2 separate regions of the Homo sapiens genome follow, and region 2 is linked to region 1. The links are chromatin loops, found by intact Hi-C in ENCODE. Cell type or tissue: CD14-positive monocyte. All regions are shown on one strand. Links, peaks and the distances in the headings refer to the core of each region. The heading gives the core; the rest is flanking DNA. Region 1 overlaps LINC02251 (long intergenic non-protein coding RNA 2251). Region 2 has its middle 25 kb from the start of ARRDC4.

The links. Hi-C counts contacts between places; a loop is a spot of excess contacts. Peaks named below come from ENCODE experiments on the same cell type or tissue, not always from the same donor. Only the 100,000 strongest peaks of a DNase experiment are listed, where the experiment ranks them.
Region 2: a loop joins it to region 1, with 2.0 times the contacts of the local background. A loop is called at or near these places in 4 of 110 quality-filtered maps.

The regions. Positions count from the first base shown.
Region 1 is chr15:98,003,734-98,006,652 of GRCh38, reverse strand. All of the region lies in intron 1 of LINC02251 (long intergenic non-protein coding RNA 2251), which reads right to left. The region is part of intron 1 of LOC105371009 (a long non-coding RNA gene); the gene reads left to right. Among named protein-coding and RNA genes, the nearest start is that of LINC02251, 2.2 kb to the right of the region's middle. RefSeq lists an enhancer at 2,085-2,586. In CD14-positive monocyte, for the core only: no CTCF peak of the experiment used is centred there; no DNase peak of the experiment used is centred there.
Region 2 is chr15:97,933,951-97,936,869 of GRCh38, reverse strand. No RefSeq gene overlaps it. Among named protein-coding and RNA genes, the nearest start is that of ARRDC4, 25 kb to the left of the region's middle. In CD14-positive monocyte, for the core only: no CTCF peak of the experiment used is centred there; no DNase peak of the experiment used is centred there.

The DNA.
Region 1 (2,919 bases), core at 177-2,676:
CTGAAGGAAAGAATTTATTAAATTCAGAAATTGAGTTTTGAGACCATCTAACTTAAAATTATAGGCTTTGGAACATAACTCCCAAATTTTTTCAGGTTTTTTAAAGAAGCCCCTTAAAAGGACAGGCAGCATCCCCCATTGACACTAAGACATCGCTAGAGGCTGGTGTGACCCCTAAGCTGGGCCAGTAGAGAGGAAGAGCCTAGTGGTTTCATACTCATGCTGGGATTGGAAGTCACAGGACCAAACCCCACTGACAGCAGGCACTGTGACCCAGCTGCGTGGAGTCAGGACGGTTCATCACTGTGATTCACCTTAACCATGATGTGCCTGGGTGCTCTGGAAAGGCCAGCTGGAGACAGTGATAGAAACAGGCAACGTATTGAGTGGTCAATATGGGGGGTGCCCCCTGTGCCCAAGCATGTATAATCCCCTCCAATCCTAACAATTGATCAATGAGGGAAATTTAATTATCTGGTGATGTCAGTGAGGAAATAGAGGCTTGAAACGATGAACATTTCTCAAGGTGACACCTGGAGAATGGCAGAGGCAGCAGATAAACCAGGGCTGGTTGAGAGCATGACTGTAGGGTTTTGAATCCCTGCTCCAGCACTGACTAAGGTGTAGGCTTAGCATGTTTCTCAACTTTTCTGTAACTCGGTTTCCCGGTCTATAAAGTGCAGAATATAATAGTATAATTGTTGCCGGGCTGTGATGAGGGTCAAACAAGCTAATAAATATAAACCTCTGGGTGGTGTTTGACAAGTGCAGGAGCCCAGAACACAGGTGCAATTATTCTCACGGCTGTGGTATCTCACGGTGCCACGTATGCTCAGCTTCTTTCACGCTTGACACAGCCACAAGAAGATATTGGTTGTCCCCCAGAAAAGTAATGTGATTGACTTTTCAAACTCTACACTGATTTTTAAAACTGCAAGGCCGTGAATTCAAGATTCCGTGACTAGAAAATGCCTGGCACTTCCTTACAAGGCTCTAATATTGTCACTCAAATGACGGACAGTGAAGCTTGAGTAGGGATGGGGCTGGCAAGCAGAAAATGGCAACTTTGCCATGATGACATGAGGCTCCCTGAAGGATTCTAAGTGTTGGCATTCTTGATGCCTATATTAGTCTGTTCTCATGCTGCTAATAAAGACATACCAGAGACTGGGTAATTTATAAAGGCAAGAGGTTTAATGGACTCACAGTTTCACATTGCTGGGGAGGCCTCACAATCATGGCAGAAGGCAAAGGAGAAGCAAAGGCATATCTTACATGGCAGCAGGCAAGAAGTGCACGTGCGGGGGAACTCCCCTTTATAAAACCATCAGATCTCCTGAGACTTATTCACTCAGGAGAACAGCACAGGAAAGACCTGCCCCCATGATTCGATTACCTCCCACCTGGTCACTCCCACAACACAGTGGAATTATGGGAGCTACAATTTGAGATTTGGGTGGGGACACAGCAAAACTATCAGTGACTAATTTGGCTTCCCCCACACCCATTGACTCTGTCATGGCCTTAATCTCTGGGACTGTCTCCCTCTCTGAAGGTGCTCAGAGTCTCGCGTAGTCAAAGCCACTTGGTCTTCTGTTGAATGTCATTAAGGAATCACAAGACAAAGGCCAGTAGAGAGGGTTAGGCCGTGTATGTATCGCACAAACTGACTGAACTATACTAATGAATCAGTAACTTTTTTGTTCAGGTAGACAATCGATGATTGGGGTTGTTGTTTTACCTGGATGAAAGACGGGTGTTTTAGACACCTCTTTGTATTGGTGTCATTATTTCTTTAGCAACATGACCAAACACTGGCGTTTTTCTTGTGTCCTATGGACTTGGTTTACATGACTATAAACACTTATCCCTTGTTACATGTTCATTTTCCACTGGAATAAATTTGGAAAAAGAAAAAAAAAGAAGAAAAGCTGGCCTCTTTTTGACTAAATAGTAAAAATAGAGACTGAGAGATAAGGTCAGTATTTCCTGGGGGATTAAGAGAGAAGCTACAGGGGATTCCAGAATCATTCCAGAAACATAAAGAAAAAGCAGGTGAAAAGAAGGGCTCAGAGTAATGTCCCTGCATCAGCTAGTGGTATGTATCACTCTTCAGGCATCAGGGCCAATACTCAGGCATCTCAAATGGAGAGGAGAGTGGACTCACAGAGAAAGAGAGGAGAAATATTCTATTAATATTTGAGGCTTTCCAGAGGGATGCTTTAGGCAACGGGGAATCGCCTTACTGAGGAGTTCTTTGACTCCTTCTCACATCATGGAGATATTGTTATGTTTATGAGATACCATTAATCCCCTCTCTATGTCAGCCTTTCCCCTTGGCTTAAAGTGAGCCTTCCTCTCTGCCTGTTCTAAATGGGAACGATGCCTCTGTTGGCTAATTTGCAATAGACCCTGTGATCAGGCAGTTCTCTCCCACACAGTAGTTGAACCAGTCTTTGTGGGTGAGTAATTGAGGTGTCTGGAGTCTGTACAATTATAGCTTAGAGGATGTCATGCATCATGCCTCTCACGGAGTTTCTTCCCCAAGGCAGTGGGGATAATTGTGCACTTGATCCCTTGTTCCAGGAACATCCAAACTGAGGCATCAATTCTTGCAGTCTAATGCTCCATTGTATCCAGGTGAACCTGAGCACGTTTGCTACCTTTGTCACCCAGAAAGCTCCTATGCCTTCCAGTTGGTCTTCTTAACTGCCACAATTCAGTCTCACCAATACCCTAAATTGCAACTCTGCACACTCCTCCCCATGCTCTGATCCATCTATTGACTCCACAGACTCTTTATCTGTCCACCTCACGTACTGTGCTCCTATAAGATCAAGTTGCTGGCAGTTCCCCATACGCTCTAGGGCTCTAGGTTTCCACGCCTTTATTTACAATCCTGCCTCCTCCTGGGATTCT
Region 2 (2,919 bases), core at 315-2,814, 70 kb after region 1:
TACATTCCTTTTATACTAGCTGCCTTCATGTTGAGCTTCTGCCAATCTGGGGTCCTGGAGGCAGCCTGCAGGGCTGATAGAGGGAGACTTCACTTCACTGGCTCCTTCATTTTCACTCCTCTGGATTTTGTGTCTGGTTCCTTTTTCCACTCCAGAAGTAGCAGTTGATTAGTTTGCTTTTTTTTTTTCTGATGTGTGCAAAACAAACTTTGTGGCATCCTCAAAATCACTATCTGCCAGCTTTTCCTCCTAAATGTCTGGGTCCCAGGCCCATGAGGCCCAATCTCTGAGCTGTTTCCTGCAAGTTGCTCCTCTCTAATACCTTACAATTCTCTTTGTTCGCCCTCAAGTACCTAGTTAACAACCTTATACTTAGTTAATACATTTTCATATTAAATTCTTTAAAATATCTATTACATGTCTATCATCAAACTGTTCACTGACTGATGTCACACATCCATTTCTACTGCTTCCATAAGGTAACCTCTGTTAGGAGTTTGCTCTGAATCCTTCAATTGATTTTTACCTTGCTTTTAGAACCATGTATGCATGCAAATGTGCAGACACACACACACTGTGCAATCTACATAGCCTTGAGTATATCATTCTATGACTTATGGAAGCCTCAAACCTTTCCAGGATTCTTTTTAATTCTTTGGACCCACTCTTTTATGTGTCTTCCTGCTCTAGGTCTCATGACTTTACCTAATACCTCTCTACTTTTCTATATTGACCCAATGTGAAGTTCAATATTTTGGGGGTTTCCCCTCAAAGAGAGGAGTCACACAAAAATACTGATGAACATTAGACTTACAATTCTATACGGGCATGGGGGCATGGAAGAGGGGTTTACATTGGAAGTTTGTATTAAATGTTTCTGTCCCCCAAAATTCCTTCCTACTTGTCCATTATTGGTTCTCACTTTATAATTTTTAGAGCTATATTGTTTAGTGCAAAGAGATTCATGATTATTATATGATATTGGCGGTCATGCCATTTATCAATATTAAATGCATTCCTTTTCAATTTTCTTTGTCTGTTGTTGGCCTGTTTGTTCCATATTCATTCCTTGTCCACCTCTGTTCTGCACTGTAGTGTGGGGAGGGTGACATGTGCATGTTGTGTTTTTCAGGATTCTGGGCTCCCTTGTCAGCTGGCTTTCAGATGGGTCAGTGCGGGGGACTTGTGAAAGGGATTAATAGTGGGAGGAGTGGAAAACTCAGGGTACTTATTCCTCCTTCCTTTCATCCTTCTGTCTGGGTTGCATCCTTATAACTGCCTCCCAACTATAGGCCTACAGTAATTCCAGTGACCCTGTCACCCCTGGACACCAGAGACATGCTTTATTCTTTTGTCTCTCTAGCTTAACATCACCTCATCCTTTACTGTTTTTGTTAAGTCAGTTTCTCCATATCTGTAAATAGTTCTCTGCATTAAATTTCCTCTATTAAAAATACTTGCAGTAATTTCTGTTTTCCTACTTAGACCCTAGATAAAACACATCTCTTGCTTTCTGACATAGTCTGATATTGATTTTGCCTTTTATGGGTCATATTCTAGCATATCTTCATCTATTCTTTATTTTCAAGTGTTAAGCCTCTTTTGTTTTAGTGCTTTTCTTGAATACCATAGCATTTAGTTTTAAATTTTGCTTAATTGGAGAGGATTGTTTACTTTTTAAAAGGTCATATTAATCCTTTTGCATTTATTGTGATTACCTTTTAATCTTATAACTTTCTAATGATACAGTTTGGCTGTGTCCCCACCCAAATCTCATCTTGAATTGTAGTTCCCATAATCCCCACATGTTGTCGGAGGGACCCGGTGGGAAGTGATTGGATCATGGGGGCAGTTTCCCCCGTGCTTTTCTTGTGATAGAGAGTGAGTTTCATGACATCTGATGGCTTTTTTTTTTTTTTTTTTTTTTGAGGCAGTCTCACTCTGTCACCCAGGCAGGAATGCAGTGGTGAAATCTTGGCTCACTGCAATCTCCACCTCCCAGGTTCAAGCAATTCTCCTGGCTCAGCCTCCCGAGTAGCTGGGATTACAGGCACCTGCCACCACACCCAGCTAATTTTTGTATTTTTAGTAGAGACGGGGTTTCACCATGTTGGCCAGGCTGTTCTCAAACTCCCGACCTCAGGCGATCCACCTGCCTCTGCCTCCCAAAGTGCTGAGATTACAGGCTTGAGCCACCGTGCCTGGCCTTCACGACATCTAATGGTTTTATGAGTGTCTGGCATTTCTCCTGCTTGCAGTCACTCCATCCTGCCGCCCTGTGAAGAAGGTGCCTGCTTCTCCTTTGCCTTCTCCTTTGCCATGATTGTAAGTTTCCTGAGGTCTCCCCAGCAATGCAGAATGTGACTCAATTAAGACTTTTTTTAAAATAAATTACCCAGTCTCAGGTATTTCTTCATAGCAGTTTGAGAATGGACTAATACAGTACATTGGTACCAAGGTTGTGGGGTGTTGCTATAAAGATATCTGAAAATGTGGAAGCGACTTTGGAACTGGGTAACAGGCAGAGGTTGGAACAGTTTGGAGGGCTTAGAAGAAGATAGAAAAATGTGGGAAAGTTCGGAACTTCCTAGAGCTTGTTGAATGGCTTTGACAAAATGCTGATAGTTATATAGAAAATGGAGTCTATGCTGAGGTGGTCTCAGATGGAGATGAGGAACTTGTTGGGAACTGGAGTAAAGGTCATTCTTGGTATGCTTTAGCAAAGAGACTAGTGGCATTTTGCCTCTGCCCTAGAGATCTGTGGAACGTTTAACTTGAGAGAGATGATTTTGGGTATCTGGGAGAAGAAATTTCTAAGCAGCAAAGCATTCAAGAGGTCACAGAGCATAAAAGTTTGGAAAATTTGCAGCCTATCAATGTGATAGAAAAGAAAAACCCATTTTCTAAGGAGGAATTCAA